2 separate regions of the Mus musculus genome follow, and region 1 is linked to region 2. The links are chromatin loops, found by intact Hi-C in ENCODE. Cell type or tissue: left cerebral cortex. All regions are shown on one strand.

Region 1 (8,000 bases), 62 kb after region 2:
TACCATAAATAGCTGCTTGGCTGGTCTGGTTTGTTCTTGTGTTAGGATGTTTGCTGCTGTGGTTTGGAACTTCTAGGAGTGGCTTTATTCCCCTTCTGAGCATCTCCCTTGACACAGATAAAGTCCTGGGTATTACAAAATTTGGCCTGGACAAAGATGGAGAACATGTTACTGCTTTGAGATGACAGACGACTGTCTTTTTGATACAGTTGAGCAGAAAGGCTTCTGATGCTGTAGGTTTGCAGTGTCAAAGGCCTGGTTAAAGAAGCAATGGGACTTTTGTCTCCAAAGCTCTACTAAGGCCTCTGCCCATTCCATCTGTGTGTTACTTTCATAATAGACATTTTGTGTTAAGAAAGGAAAATTGGATGCTAAGTCCCAAAGCTGCACTTGGATAACACTAAGGTTGACAAGAGAAGTCACCAGGTAGCAGCAGGGTGGCCTACTGTCCTGCCACATGGTAAAATATTTAGCAAGAAGTTTAAGGACTAAGTATCAAGAAAATGTGGGAACACATGTGCAATGGAGAGATAAAGAAGTGAATGGAGCAGGGTATGGTGGCGCATGCCTTTAATCCCAGCACTTGGGAGGTAGAGGCAGGCAGATTTCTGAGTTCGAGGCCAGCCTGGTCTACAGAGTGAGTTCCAGGACAGCCAGGGCTACACAGAGAAACCCTGTCTCGAAAAACCAAAAAAAAAAAAAAAAAAAAAGTGAATGGAAGCCTGATGCACAGGACGCACCTTTAACCCCAGCGCTCAACAGGCAGAGGCAGGCAGATCTCTGTGTATTCAAGGCTGTTCTACACAGAAATGCCGGGCCACTCGAGGCTACAGAGTAAGACCCTAACTTGAAAACACAACTTCTACCACTACCACAACAAAACTTACAGATTACATCCAGGTGAAGTTAAAGAGAGGTGAGCAGAACCTAGGGTGAGGAGGCTTAGCATGGGAGAAGCCCTGACACAAGGCACAGCAGAGCTGTCAGCCTAGGGCTGAGATCAGCACCCACCTGTCACAGGACGCTGGGTCCTTGCTCAAACTCTGCAGCATTCACTTCCCCATGCTTCTCCACTGCTGACACCTTTACAGTCTCGGCACACCGTGTGTCCCCACTCTGCTTGGAAGTATGGCCTGCATCTAGGCATGAAGCACACTAGGCTAACATGAGCTCTCACTGAACATTGGAATTATTTTGGTCTTTGCCTTTCTGAGTCTGTTGTTCTCTGTGTCCTTTACTTAGAACATAGTGGACTCTTGCTTGCTTTCTAGACATTCAAAGCCCTAGCACAATCAATCCCTAGAACTTCTAAGAGGTGGACAAGTCAGGAAGGGGATATGCACACATCCCTTCTAAGGGGTGGCAGCCTGCCTCTGAGGGTTCTGATAGGGACATTGGTAGCTCTGAACCTGCATTTCCAGCCTGATTGTTTTGTCGTCTTCTAGGACTAAGCTAAGCAAGGTTCTTTATGATCACATGCAGGGTTCCTAAGGTTTCTCAAAGACTGAATCTATCTCTGCTTTTGACTCCCATGGGAGATGACAGAGCTGAATTTGTGTGCAGTGATCAGCTGGGCTATACAGACACTGCTCATCCAGAAACATGGCTCCTTGGACATCAACCTAGTATGGAGGGAAGGAAAATGATGAAAGGAATGCATCCAGTTGACACGTGATAGAGCAGGGCCTCAGGTCCCAAGGCTGCAATCCTGAATCCATAGTGATCCCTCCACGCTGTGAACCCAGCTCTCCGACCTAGGTCCGGCTGGTTCCAGGTGTGTCCCAGGACATTATCATGGGAATCCCAATAAAGATCAAAATTGAGCTCCTCAAGATGTTGCACAAGGCCAGCAGGGACCCAACAACAGGACGACCCTGGTTTCAACACAAACGTATTCCATATGGCCTTTGTCACATAGCTCACTGCAGGAGGGCAGCATTCCTGACCTTGTCCTCCTGTCCTTCTGGTGCTGAGAAGAATGAGTCTTTGTCCCTTAGACAGATGCCTGCAGGAACTTGCGGGTTCCACAGTAAGACAGGACCAATGTCCTCAGCAGGAACTCCCTGGATGGGGAACTTGGAGTCCATTGCTACCTGCACTGAGAGGCCTCAACAGCGCTGTGTGGGCTCCTCAGCAGACATTCTTCCTCACTCTGTTTCTATGGAGGATCCCAAGGTGTGCCTACACCTGCCTGTGAGACAGGTCTAGACTACAGAGGCCAGGACACAGTCCTGGTTTCCCATTGCTCAGTTATGTTGAACTCTCCACTGATGTAGTCATGGAAATACATTGCTGTTATTTCTTTACTCAATTTGAGAGATTTTTTTCAGTGTTTGTTGTTATTTTGTATTTGAAACCAGGAGCTATAGAACCAAGGAAACCTGCCTGAAGCATTACTGGGAAAGCACCTAGGAATGTGCGGTCCTGATGATTCTACTGTATCCTGTGGGGCCCTGTTGTACTCTGTGATGTCACAGTGTAGTAGTGACAACTGCTCTTGGTGTGTTTGTTCAGTGCCATGCACGTTGGCAACACTGAGCAGGTTACTTGGGAGAGAGGACAGAGAGCACAGAGACACCAGAGAGGAGCAGACGGGTGCTGGCCTTCAGACGCATGATAAAACAGCAAGAGATACGTGATGGTGGCAGGGTGCAGTGAGCTCTGGGCAAAACCTGGGAGCTTCCTGGAGGAGGTGGGCTGGAGCTGGGCTTTCCAGAAAAGGGAATCAGGAGCCAGGTTCTCTGAGAAGCAACTGGACTTCTGTACTTGCCATAGTTGCAGAAAGTCAAGTTATCCAGAACATGGACGTCCTTCCCAGTGGATTCCTTTAGGAACAGTGGCTATCTGACCCTAATAAGAGGACAATGCAAATGCTCTGTCCAAGTCTTATGTTAGGTTTCTGAGACAGCAGATTTTGGTGGCAGACAGTTTCCTACTGCAGGAAGCACTGTGTGAGCCAGTAGAACAGCAGAAAGACTTGCTCTTAGCTGCCACCTCTGGATCTCTGGGCTGTGAATGACTCATGAGTGTAGTGACCATGGTATACGTCTACATGGCTGCTCTGTCTACAACCATTTGCAGTGTGGCCTAGACCGGAATCAGGGCATCTATAACATGTGAACACATGTAGACTTTGCCATGTGTTTCTCTGAAAGCACATTCTTCAATGTTCTGAAGCCAAGTTGGAGCCGAAGCAGCTGTGAATATGCCTGAGGAGGCCGTGGCCTTGGTCTCTCGAAGCATGTACTACGGGAGCCAGAGGAAACCATGTCCACCTCTCTACAGACCTATATGAAAGTTGACCTCCACAGCCTGAATTTTCAGAAGCATCCAGGCAGGTCTCATCTGCTAGTTTACTCCTGATCATGCCTCACTGTGTTCAGGTTAGACTGTGAAGAAGTGGAGTGTAGAGAAGGTGCTGTCCCTCAGCTGCTACATCTCAGTTTCTAGGGAAGACGCTTCAAGTCTTCATACAGGCCAAAGAGCTGAGCAACAATCACATGCAATGGATTCTTTGTTGTGTAGCAGGGGCTCAGCACATCAAGCTTTGTTGTCTCACACTTCATTGTTCACATTAGCAACTTCTCTCAAACCACCAGGACACAATGGTTTCCAAGCCTCCCTCTTTAGTTCTCATCTCTGCAGGCAGCCTCCACACCTTGCCTTCTCAATTCACTAATCATCCTTCTTCATTCATCTCTCTCTTGTATTGATTCTATGCATGTGTGCACACTCGTGTGTGTGTTTGTATGTGTGTTTTTGGTGTGTTCACACAGTTACTGGATTCATGAAGTCACCTGACTCCCAACACAGACAGTCAAACTGGCTGGAACAGTTCTTCCTCCACTAGAGATTGAGTTTTATGCCACTTGCTGACTGAGTTTTATGCCACTTTAGGGACACCTTGCTGCTAAACTCCTGTGGAAGCCTGTGTGGGCAAGCTGTGACTCCCTGTGGGTCAGTGTCAGAATGTTCTTCCCAATAGATGGCCTTCTAGAAAGAGTTGCTGTAGCTGCCTGCAGCCATGTGAACTGGGTTCCCCTGAAAGGCAGGCTGGGGTTAAAAAAGATCAGAAGGCAAGAAAAGAAGGAGGCTAAGACAAACCTTTCTGTTCAAAGCCTCTCAAGTTTACTGAGAGCCTGTGCTTATAAAGTGGGTAGGCACATCCCCCGCCAGCCCATTCTTGGTGCCTGGAGCCAGCCCATAGGTGATCTACAGGGTGTGTCTCCAGAACTTCTCAAGGATCTTTCAGCAGGAAGCAGAGTCTTGGAGGAGAGCAAATAGAGCCATCAAGGTCAGAAGGCTCTACCCTAGGTAATCTCCTTCTTAGTGGCAGCAAGGTCAAAGTCTGGATCAGCCCGATTCAAGGCTGAGGGAGGCTACAAGTTGCAAAAACTTTGATTTTGTTATTTGTATTTGAAAGCAAGGACATGAAGGAAATGTGATTGTTTTTATCTCTGTGGGAAAGGAACAGAGCTGGGAGATTTTTTATTTTTCTTACATAACCAGATTTAACCATAACCCTGGCCTATTCCCTCACTGTAGTTGGATATGCTTAAGGTAGCTTGAGTTCACCTTATGTTTTGCTGTGGGTTAGTGAAGGTTTTCTAGAGTAACAACTTAGAGAAATAGTCTCACATTCCCTTCCTTGTTCTCTCTCTCTCTCTCTCTCTCTCTCTCTCCATATATAATACCCCATGTATTTGGGGGTATTAGAATCTATCTGGCCAATTGTGGTGCCACATGCCAATCACATTTGCTAAAGGAGCCAGAGGCATGAGGACAATGAGTTCAAGGCCAGCCTAGGTACACATTTTAGGGCTGACAAGATGCCTCCGCCTTTAAATGTCAGACTTGAACCCAAAGATACAAGAGTTTATTAGAATGGATAATAGGCTGTATAATCAAACAATGGTTACCTATCAAGGAAGATCCAAGAATCTATTGTAGTGCAGTTCCCGAAGTGGCTGGATGTCTCATCAGGTCTTCAGTATATGCCTGTAATTCAGAACATTGAAGATATTGGCTCTAATAATAGTGAAAACGTGGCAAGCAGAGGAGAGAGAGCTTCCTTCTTCCATGTTCTTTATATATGCTGCCAGCACCAGGTGTGGCCCAGATTAAAGTTGGCTCTTCACTCAAGATAGAGATTAAAGGTTTATCTTCCCACCTCAAAGATCCAGGTTAGAATTAGATTGTCTCACTTCACATGGTTTAATTAAGGAAAAAGCCCTCTGAGGTGTGCCCAGTATTTGTGTTGTCATAAATTCCTGAAGTAGACAACTAGACAACCAAGACTTGCCATCACAAGCTACTTGAGTGATAAAAATGAGAAGTGTTTGTTTTCATTGGCCTTCATTTCAAAAGCCCTGAGTTCCCTGCTATCCCATGTGGGTCTTTGGAATGTTCCTTGATCGGCAGAGTCTTAGCCTGACTGGTCACAGGGAAGGTCAACAAACTGCACTGTGGGCTCACCCTGGCCTCTAAAGATCCTATTCACAAACCAGGGTCACATTCCCTTTTACTGGATTGGGGCTTCAACACGGGAAAAGCACAGTCCAAGCATCCATCACAGAGTACAAAGTTCAGGAAGGGCACAGGAGGCACGTGTAGGGTAGAGTATGTTAGCTCTGTGGAGTATTTGTATTCTAGGCTGATCACGGGCAACCGTTTCATCTACAGGGACTGTCACTAGGAAGAGAAGGACTTCTTAAATGTTGTGTGCTCTGGTTAGACTGTGTTGAAATACCAGGCAGGGCTTTCTTCTGAGAAACTCAGCTCGCTCTAGAGAGGTGGGAGAGTTGACATCCACTATGGGACACTCAATTCTGGACTCTCAGAATGAGGTAGCACAAAGCCTCCTGTGTTGATTTACTGTGTGCACACCCTTCTGTGTGCCAGGTTTGGGCTGAGATGAAGCTCTGTGTGCCATGCATTGTCCCTGCCTCTGGAATTGGGCATTCCTGAGATAGCTAACATCATCTAGCGTGTCCTGCTGGTATGCTACAGTCCCTGAAAGACACACTACACACCACATCACTCACTTGTTCTGGGGTACACGAGTAGATGGAAGCAGCCACGGTCCAGATTTCTGGATGATTGTCAATCCAGCTTAATGTGCTCCAGCTCTTTATTTCAGGGCTACCAGTAAGTTTAAACAGGTGAACTGGGTGCTGATAAAGCCCCGGGGAAAGGCACCTTACTAACCTGGTCTTTTGTGCCCTCTCCCTTCCCTTCTCATGTTCAAGTGGATATTGTCTATAAAGCCGGTTGTGTCACCTTTCCTTGTACGGGTCTGTGATTCATGAAGAATGATACCCCAGACTCAAACAGTACGCTACAGCAAAGAGCATCCATCCATCAGAGAACCTACATGCAGGGGTCCACCTTACATCAGGATGGAAGACGGGGGTGTGGGCTTTGCAGGGTCAATTTAAAGCCTTTTAGGGTAGGGGTAGGGGAATTTATACCTTTCTTTCTCTTGATTGGTTCACTCTGCCTCCAAGGATCTAGGGACCTTTGTGATTTGTTAAAGCTCGCGGAATTTGGGCTACTTTTGCTGATTATACTTGGCTCAAGCTAGGTGGTAGGGCAGCGTCTATAGCTCCTGATTTGCTGCCCTTGAGGTTGTCTCAGGCTAGGTGATGGGACAGCTTCCTGAGGGGTGATTTTTTTCCTGGAATTGACTTGTTTTGGACTTTTCCAGTTCTGGGAAACAGAAATGTAGGCTTAGTCTCCTAAACTGCAGTTTGCAGATTGTCATAAAGTCAGCGTGGCTCTGGCTGGTTAGTCCTTTCATCCTAAGGGCATGTGCATTGTCACAGGTGGCTCTGGGTAAAGCAGCAGTGACATGCTGCATAGTCTCTCCATGGTGGAGACATGTTAGATTGTCCCACTGAGAATACCCTTACATAGCCATGTCTTCTCACTAGCCATTCAACTTTTCTCAAACTTGTGTTCAGGAATGGGCCATGACTCCTCCTGTGAGTGTTTGCTCTTAGTGTCTGTGGCTGACCTGGGGAGCCCCAGTCCTTACTACCTCAGGTGTCCTGTGGATAGTTGATCACACCTTTGCTAACATCATGATGGCTGGAATGTGTTCTGCTGGAGCCATTTGGGAAAGGTTCCTCATCGCCCATGGAACTCATCTTTGTTCTGGTAGGACACCCACAGTCACCCACCACCCACACACAGCCCTGTGGATCTCCCCAAGCTGCTTGTTCAGTTCAGGTGACTGATATTTCCTCCCTGTTATCCTGACTTACTTTCCTACCGATTTTCATTTCCCATGTTTTTGAATAAAGGACATGAAGAGGAGTCATTCCTGGACTGTGCTTGGCAAGTGAGTTGTCTTCGAAGCAGTACAAGTAGCTTAGTGAAGGGAGGGGTCTCTGACTTTGGAGTGGGTCTCAGGGAAGTGTCCTGGAAAAGGCATCTTGGCTTCTGGTGGTTTAGTTAGGTAGATAGGTGTGGTTGGTGGAGGCGACCCTAGCAATCCACCCTCTGGACATTCTATTGTATCCTGGAGATGCCTTGGACTTCTCTGTGATGTCATCTGTGTTGTGGCAACAGCACCTGCCTTAAGCCTTCAGTCAGTGCTTACAGGTTTTACCCATAAACATGTTGGCAAGACTGAGGACTCTAGTTGGGATAGAGATTGGAGGGCCTAGAGAGACCAGAGAGAAGCAGAAGGAAGCTGTCCTTTACTCTCAGTGTATAACAGGAAGAAACAAATGGTTCTGGAAAGGCATGGTGAGTCCCAGGAGGGAGGGAGGAAGATGGTGTGGGGTGGGAGAGAGGAACTTGCTGAATGAGGTTGAAAGATACTGACAGAATGTAAAAAAACACAGAAGCCCTGAAATTGGCAAGATAGATGTCAGTGTTAGCAGAACTAGCTTCACTGATTTAGAAAAATAGAGGTGCACAATGCTCTGACCACTCCTTGAACCTGTGTGTCTGCCAATGTTTTGACCGTTCCTTGACCCATGTGTGTGCCCACT
Region 2 (8,000 bases):
GGGTCAGTCCCTCCTCCCTGTGGTCTGAGGAATGTCATTAGCCCCTCCCTTCCACAGGGGAGGGGTGCCTGAGTTCTTTATGACCATTTGCTTCCAGGAGGGGAGGGGTCTGGTAGGATTTCTAAAGTTCCTGAGCTGACCTTTTCAGAGGTAAGTCCTGAAGTCCCTTAGTATATTGAAACCCCAGCCTTAGAGAGACATATCCTTAATTTCTCCCAGCCTCCTGCTGGCCTGTTTGCACTCAGAATGAAATTAAGGGGGTCCTAGAACAGCAGTGGCAGATTCCTGACAGATCCAAAAGAACCATCCGAAGTCTGTGACCTGGGTCTGCACTCTAGGAAGCCAGACAAGCAGGGTAGGCCTGTACCTTCCCAGAGTCTCTCAGCTGCTGAGCCCTACCACAGGAAGACCAGCTCAAGCCCCTCCTCCTTCAGCAAGTTCCTCTCTCCCACCCCACACCTTCTCCCTCTCTCCCTCCCTTCCAGGACTCACCATGCCTTTCCAGAACCATTTGTTTCTTCCTGTTATACACTGAGAGTGAAGGACAGCTTCCTTCTGCTTCTCTCTGGTCTCTCTAGGCCCTCCAATATCTATCCCAACTAGAGTCCTCAGTCTTGCCAACATGTTTATAGGTAAAACCTGTAAGCACTAACTGAGAAGGCTTAAGGCAGGTGCTGTTGCCACAACACAGATGACATCACAGAGAAGTCCAAGGCATCTCCAGGATACAATAGAATGTCCAGAGGGTGGATTGCTAGGGTCGCCTCCACCAGCCCATACCTATCTACCTAACTAAACCACCAGAAGCCAAGATGCCTTTTCCAGGACACTTCCCTGAGATCCAGTCTTCTACCCCACTCCAAAGCCAGAGATCCCTCCCCTCACTAAGCTACTTGCACTGCTTCGCAGATGACTCACTTGCCAAGCACAGTCCAAGGAATGACTCCTCTTCATGTCCTTGATTTAATAACATGGGAAATGCATTGGTAGGAAAGTAAGTCAAGATGACAGAGAGGAAATATCAGTCCCCCGAAGCCAACAAGCAGCTTGGGGAGATCCACAGGGCTGTGTGTGGATGGTTGGTGACTGAGGGTGTCCTGTCATAACAAAGATGAGTTCTATAGGCAATGAGGAAACTTTCCTAAAGAGCTCTAGCAGAAAACATTCCAGCCATCATGATGTTAGCAAAGGTGTGATCAACTACCCACAGGAGAGCCTGCAGGACACACTAGATGATGTTAGCTATCTCAGGAATGCCCAATTCCAGAGGCAAGGGACAATGCATGGCACACAGAGCTTCATCTCAGCCCAAACCTGGCACACAGAACGGTGTGCACACAGTAAAACAACACAGGAGGCTTTGTGCTAGCTCATTCTGAGAGTCCAGAATTGAGTGTCCCATTCTGGATGTCAACTCTCCCACCTCTCTAGAGCGAGGTGAGTTTCTCAGAAGAAAACCCTGCCTGGTATTTCAACACAGTCTAACCAGAGCACACAACATTTAAGAAGTCCTTCTCTTCCTAGTGACAGTCCCTGTAGATGAAACGGTTGCCCGTGATCAGCCTAGAATACAAATACTCCACAGAGCTAACATACTCTACCCTACACATGCCTCCTGTGCCCTTCCTGAACTTTGTACTCTGTGATGGATGCTTGGACTGTGCTTTTCCCGTGTTGAAGCCCCAATCCAGTAAAAGGGAATGTGACCCTGGTTTGTGAATAGGATCTTTAGAGGCCAGGGTGAGGCCACAGTGCAGTTTGTTGACCTTCCCTGTGACCAGTCAGGCTAAGACTCTGCCGATCAAGGGACATTCTAAAGACTCACATGGGATAGCAGGGAACTCAGGGCTTTTGAGATGAAGACCAATGAAAACAAACACTTCTCATTTTTATCACTCAAGTAGCCTGTGATGGCAAGTCTTGGTTGTCTAGTTGTCTACTTCAGGAATTTACGACAACACAAATACTGGGCACACCTCAGAGGGCTTTTTCCTTAATTAAACCATGTGAAGTGAGACAATCCAATTCTAACCTGGATCTTTGAGGTGGGAAGATAAACCTTTAATCTCTATCTTGAGTGAAGAGCCAACTTTAATCTGGGCCACACCTGGTGCTGGCAGCATATATAAAGAACATGGAAGAAGAAAGCTCTCTCTCCTCTGCTTGCCACCTCTTCACTATTATTAGAGCCAACATCTTCAACATTCTGAATTATAGGCATATACTGAAGACCTGATGAGACATCCAGCCACGTCGGGAACTGCAATACAATAGATTCTTGGATCTTCCTTGATAGGTAACCATTGTTTGATTATACAGCCTATTATTCATTCTAATAAACTCTTGTATCTTTGGGTTCGAGTCTGACCTTTAAAGGCTGAGGCATCTTGTCAGCCCTAAAATGTGTACCTAGGCTGGCCTTGAACTCATTGTCCTCATGCCGCTGGCTCCTTTAGCAAATCTGATTGGCACATGGCACCACAATTAGCCAGATAGATTCTAATACCCCATATACATATACATGGGGTATTATATATGGAGAGAGAAAGAGAGAGAGAGAGAGGGGGAGGGAGAGAGAGAGAAGAGAGAGAAGAGAGCAAGAGAGAGAGGAGAGCAAGAGAGAGACCTAGAGAGAACAAGGGAGGGAATGTGAGACTATTTCTCTAAGTTGTTACTCTAGAAAACCTACACTAACACATAGCAAAACGTGAGGTGAACTCAAGCTACCTCAAGCATATCCAAATACACTGAGGGAATAGGCCAGGCTTATGGTTAAATCTGCTTGGTTATGTAAGAAAATCAAAAGATGCTTCTCCCAGCTCTCTTCTTTTCCCACAGAGGTAAAAACAGTCACATTTGCTTCATGTCCTTGCTTTCAAATACAAATAATGACATCACGGTTTTTGCAGCTCTTTCTAGAAGGCCATCTATTGGGAAGAACATTCTGACACTGACCCACGGGGAGTCATAGCTTGCCCACACAGGCTTCCACAGGAGTTTAGCAGCAAGGTGTCCCTAAAGTGGCATAAAACTCAGTCAGCAAGTGGCATAAAACTCAATCTCTAGTGGAGGAAGAACTGTTCCAGCCAGTCTGATTGTCTGTGCTGGGAGTCAGGTGACTTGAATCCAGTAACTGTGTCAACACACCAAACACACACACACAAACACACACACACAAACAGACACACACGAGTGTGCACACATGCACAGAAACAATATAAGGGAGAGAAGATAAAGTAGGATAGACTAGTGAATCGAGAAGGCAAGGTGTGGAGGATGCCTGCAGAGATGAGAATTAAAGAGGGAGGCTTGGAAACCATCGTGTCCTGGTAGTTTGAGCTAACTTGCCAATGTGAACAATGAAGTGTGTGACAACACAACTCTATGTGCTAAGCCCCTGCTACACAACAAAGAATCCATTGCATGTGATTGTTTCTCAGCTCTTTGGCCTGTCATGAAGACTTGAAGCGTCTTCCCTAGAAACAGAGATGCAACAGCCGAGGGACAGCACCTTCTCTACACTCCACTTCTTCACAGTCTAACCTGAACACAGTGAGGTATGATGAGGAGTAAACTAACAGATGAGACCTACCTGGATGCTTCTGAAAACTCAGGCTGTGGAGGTCAATTTTCATATAGGTCTGTAGAGAGGTGGACATGGTTTCCTCTGGCTCCCATAGCACATGCTTCAAGAGACCAAGGCCGCAGCCTCCTCAGACATATTCACAGCTGCATCGGCTCTAACTTGGCTTCAGAACATTGAAGAATGTGCTTTCAGAGAAACACATGGCAAAGTCTACATGTGTTCACATGATATAGATGCCCTGATTCCTGTCTAGGCCACACTGCACATGGTTGTAGACAGAGCAGCCATGTAGAGGTATACCATGGTCACTACACTCATGAGTCATTCACAGCCCAGAGATCCAGAGGTGACAGCTAAGAGCAAGTCTTTGTGCTGGCCACTGGCTCACCCAGTGCTTTCTGCACTCAAGAACTGTCTGCCACCCAAATCTGGTGACTCAGAAACCTAAGGTCATAAGACTTGGACAGAGCAGTTGTCTTGTCCTCTTATTAGTGTCAGATAGCCACTGCTCCTAAAGGAATCCACTGGGCAGGAAGTACAGTGATTTCCTGCCCTGAGTTGAGGCCACTTCACTAACCTGTCCCTTCTTCATGGCTTCTTCGCCCAACAATAAGGATAAAAGCCAGGAGCTCTCAGCAAACATCTGTGCCCTTCCCAGCTCTTGATTTCTGAGATAAATGAACTCATGTTCTGGATAAGTTGACTTTCTGCAACTATGGCAAGGACAGAAGTCCAGTTGCTTCTCAGAGGACCCAGCTCCTGATTCCCATTTCTGGAAAGCCCAGCTCCAGCCCACCTCCTCCAGGAAGCTCCCAGGTTTTGCCCAGAGCTCACTGCACCCTGCCACCATCACGTATCTCTTGCTGTTTATCATGCGTCTGAAGGCCAGCACCCGTCTGCTCCTCTCTGGTGTCTCTGTGCTCTCTGTCCTCTCTCCCAAGTAACCTGCTCAGTGTTGCCAACGTGTCCATGGCACTGAACAAACACACCAAGAGCAGTTGTCACTACTACACTGTGACATCACAGAGTACAACAGGGCCCCACAGGATACAGTAGAATCATCAGGACCTCAAATTCCTAGGTGCTTTCCCAGTAATGCTTCAGGCAGGTTTCCTTGGTTCTATAGCTCCTGGTTTCAAATACAAAATAACAACAAACACTGAAAAATCTCTCAAATTGAGTAAAGAAATAACAGCAATGTATTCCATGACTACATCAGTGGAGAGTTCAACATAACTGAGCAATGGGAAACCAGGACTGTGTCCTGGCCTCTGTAGTCTAGACCTGTCTCACAGGCAGGTGTAGGCACACCTTGGAATCCTCCATAGAAACAGAGTGAGGAAGAATGTCTGCTGAGGAGCCCACACAGCGCTGTTGAGGCCTCTCAGTGCAGGTAGCAATGGACTCCAAATTCCCCATCCAGGGAGTTCCTGCTGAGGACATTGGTCCTGTCTTACTGTGGAATCCGCAAGTTCCTGCAGGCATCTGTCTAAGGGACAAAGACTCATTCTTCTCAGCACCAGAAGGACAGGAGGACAAGGTCAGGAATGCTGCCCTCCTGCAGTGAGCTATGTGACAAAGGCCATATGGAATAAGTTTGTGTTGAAACCAGGGTCGTCCTGTTGTTGGGTCCCTGCTGGCCTTGTGCAACATCTTGAGGAGCTCAATTTTGATCTTTATTGGGATTCCCATGATAATGTCCTGGGACATACCTGGAACCAGCCGGACCTAGGTCGGAGAGCTGGATTCACAGAGTGGAGGGATCACTACTGATTCAGGATTGCAGCCTTGGGACCTGAGGCCCTGCTCTATCACGTGTCAACTGGATGCATTCCTTTCATCATTTTCCTTCCATGCATACTAGGTTGATGTCCAAGGAGCCATGTTTCTGGATGAGCAGTGTCTGTATAGCCCATTTGATCACTGCACGCAAATTCAGCTCAGTCATCTCCCATGGGAGTCAAAAGCAGAGATAGATTCATGCCGCAGACCCTCTGGGTCCCTGTGTCTGCGTGGAACGGGTCTCCTGGGTAGGTGGGCAAAGCTTAGGAATTGACAAACAGACGCACACAGGAGAGGTGTTGAATCTGAATGTAATGTCAGGTCGAGCATCAGACTATTTTATTATCCTGAGCTTTTGTTCCTGCCGGCAAGAACACACTCAGTGACAACCGGAATCTTCTGCGGCAAAAAGCTTTATTGCTTACTTATCAGGAGGGAAGACCCCAAACCGGGAAAATGGCGCTGCTTATATAGCCCGCAGCATGACGTTTCAGCACCTGATGTGGCGTGACAGCTCCTGATTCGTTGCTCGCCCATCACCCCATTACTACGCTGTGAGATGGGCAGTGACTAGGCGTGAGTTCACTCTTGCACTTGCGCATAAGGCTTGTTTACTAGTTAGGCGCAGTGGAAGCCAGAGCCATCTTATAATGGCGATTGCTCACGGCACTCACGCGATTGCTCACGGCACAGCTCTCCACATTTTGTAATATAGAGAATATCAGGGATTGCAAGTCACATCAGGCAAGGTACATTGAAGTTTTCCAGATACAGGGGAATTACTGTGAAAGGAATTTCAGGAACCAGATAAATGTTTACAATAGAGATTAGCAGCTCTGTCTAGGATCAGCCTAGTGACAGGCAAGAATTTCATACTTTAGTGTTAATAGCACCAGGGCGTTTTTACTCTTGGCAGGCCTCAAGAATAATGTAGTGTCACAGACCCCTAAATTCCTAGGCCTTGCTAATTCTTGTCTGGAGAATCTCCATTCATCAGGAGAGTATATCAACTTGCTCTAGGCATGGAATGTAGCCTGTGCTAAAGATTTCTATCTCAGTGAGATTCCCAGGCTCTTTCTGCAGACCAGTTGAGTTAATGGCCTCGTGTATTATAATGCTTAATTAGTTACTGAATAGGTTAAACTCTTTGCTGTTATCTGGGATCTTGGAACACTGGGGGAGGCTTTAGCTATGTCAGAATTCAATCTTAAAAGGCACTTATAATAGGGTAATACTAAATAGAGAGCACATGGATCCATACACTAGACTAACGCGGGAGTGGAAAATTAATGTATGGGTTAGAACGCCAGACTCCAGGAGGAGAGCTTCCTTGAAACTCTTTTTTCCTCATGAGCAGCTTTTAGGCATCCCTGCCTGACAGGCTGACTTGACCAGAGTGCGTGGCAGATTCAGTCTTTGAGAAACCTTAGGCAGCAGGAACCCTGCCTGTGATCATAAAGAACCTTGCTTAGCTTAGTCCTAGAAGACAACAAATCAATCAGGCTGGAAATGCAGGTTCAGAGCTACCAATGTCCCTATCAGAACCCTCAGAGGCAGGCTGCCACCCCTTAGAAGGGATGTGTGCATATCCCCTTTCCTGACTTCTGTCCACCTCTTAGAAGTTCTAAGGATTGATTGTGCTAGGGCTTTGAATGTCTAGAAAGCAAGCAAGAGCCCACTATGTTCTAAGTAAAGGACACAGATTACAACAGACTCAGAAAGGCAAAGACCAAAATAATTCCAATGATCAGTGAGAGCTCATGTTGGCCTAGATGTGTGCTTCATGCCTAGATGCAGGGATATTTCCAAACAGAGTGGGAACACACGGTGTGCCGAGACTGTAAAGGTGTCAGCAGTGGAGAAGCATGGGGAAGTGAATGCTGCAGAGTTTGAGCAAGGACCCAGTGTCCTGTGACAGAGGTGGGTGCTGATCTCAGCCCTAGGCTGACAGCTCTGCTGTGCCTTGTGTCAGGGCTTCTCCCATGCTAAGCCTCCTCACCCTAGGTTCTGCTCACCTCTCTTTAACTTCACCTGGATGTAACCTGTAAGTTTTATTGTGGTAGTGGTAGAAGTTGTGTTTTCAACTTAGGGTCTTACTCTGTAGCCTCGAGTGGCCTGGCACTTCTGTGTAGAACAGCCTTGAATGCACAGAGATCTGCCTGCCTCTGCCTGTTGAGCGCTGGGGTTAAAGGTGTGTCCTGTGCATCAGGCTTCCATTCACTTCTTTATCTCTCCATTGCACATGTGTTCCCACATTTTCTTGGTACTTAGTCCTTAAACTTCTTGCTAAGTATCTTACCATGTGGCAGGACAGTAGGCCACCCTGCTGCTACCTGGTGGTTTCTCTTGTCAACCTCAGTGTTATCCAAGTGCAGCTTTGGGACTTAGCAACCAACTTTCCTTTCTTAACACAAAGTGTCTATTTTGAAAGTAACACACAGTTGGAGGGGGCAGGGGCCTTAGTAGAGCTTTGGAGACAAAAGATCCATTGGTTCTTTAAGCAATAGGCCTTTGACACTGCAAACCTATATCATCGGAAGTCTCTCTGTATTGGACTGTGAAAGGCAGTCTGTGTTCTGGTTGAATGAGGCTTACTCCAGAGACCCAATAGAAAGTTCTACAAGGGACAGAA

Evidence for each region. A loop is a pair of places that touch in the nucleus more often than their neighbours do. Peaks named below come from ENCODE experiments on the same cell type or tissue, not always from the same donor. Only the 100,000 strongest peaks of a DNase experiment are listed, where the experiment ranks them.
Region 1: it touches region 2 in a loop (33-fold over the local background); 10 of 42 quality-filtered maps call a loop at or near these places.

The regions. Positions count from the first base shown.
Region 1 is chr14:26,381,628-26,389,627 of GRCm38, forward strand. The region is part of intron 4 of 4933413J09Rik (RIKEN cDNA 4933413J09 gene); the gene reads left to right. It overlaps Gm52114 (a long non-coding RNA gene), which reads right to left. Exons shown (of 4, transcript XR_003951124.1): 1 at 7,266-8,000; 2 at 6,045-6,141; 3 at 4,920-4,998. Among named protein-coding and RNA genes, the nearest start is that of Gm52114, 5.1 kb to the right of the region's middle. In left cerebral cortex, no CTCF peak of the experiment used is centred here; no DNase peak of the experiment used is centred here.
Region 2 is chr14:26,320,053-26,328,052 of GRCm38, forward strand. The region is part of intron 1 of Gm46445 (a long non-coding RNA gene); the gene reads left to right. Gm34059 (a long non-coding RNA gene) reads right to left here and starts at 4,624. Exons shown (of 4, transcript XR_874469.1): 1 at 3,593-4,624. In left cerebral cortex, no CTCF peak of the experiment used is centred here; a DNase peak (open chromatin) is centred at 965.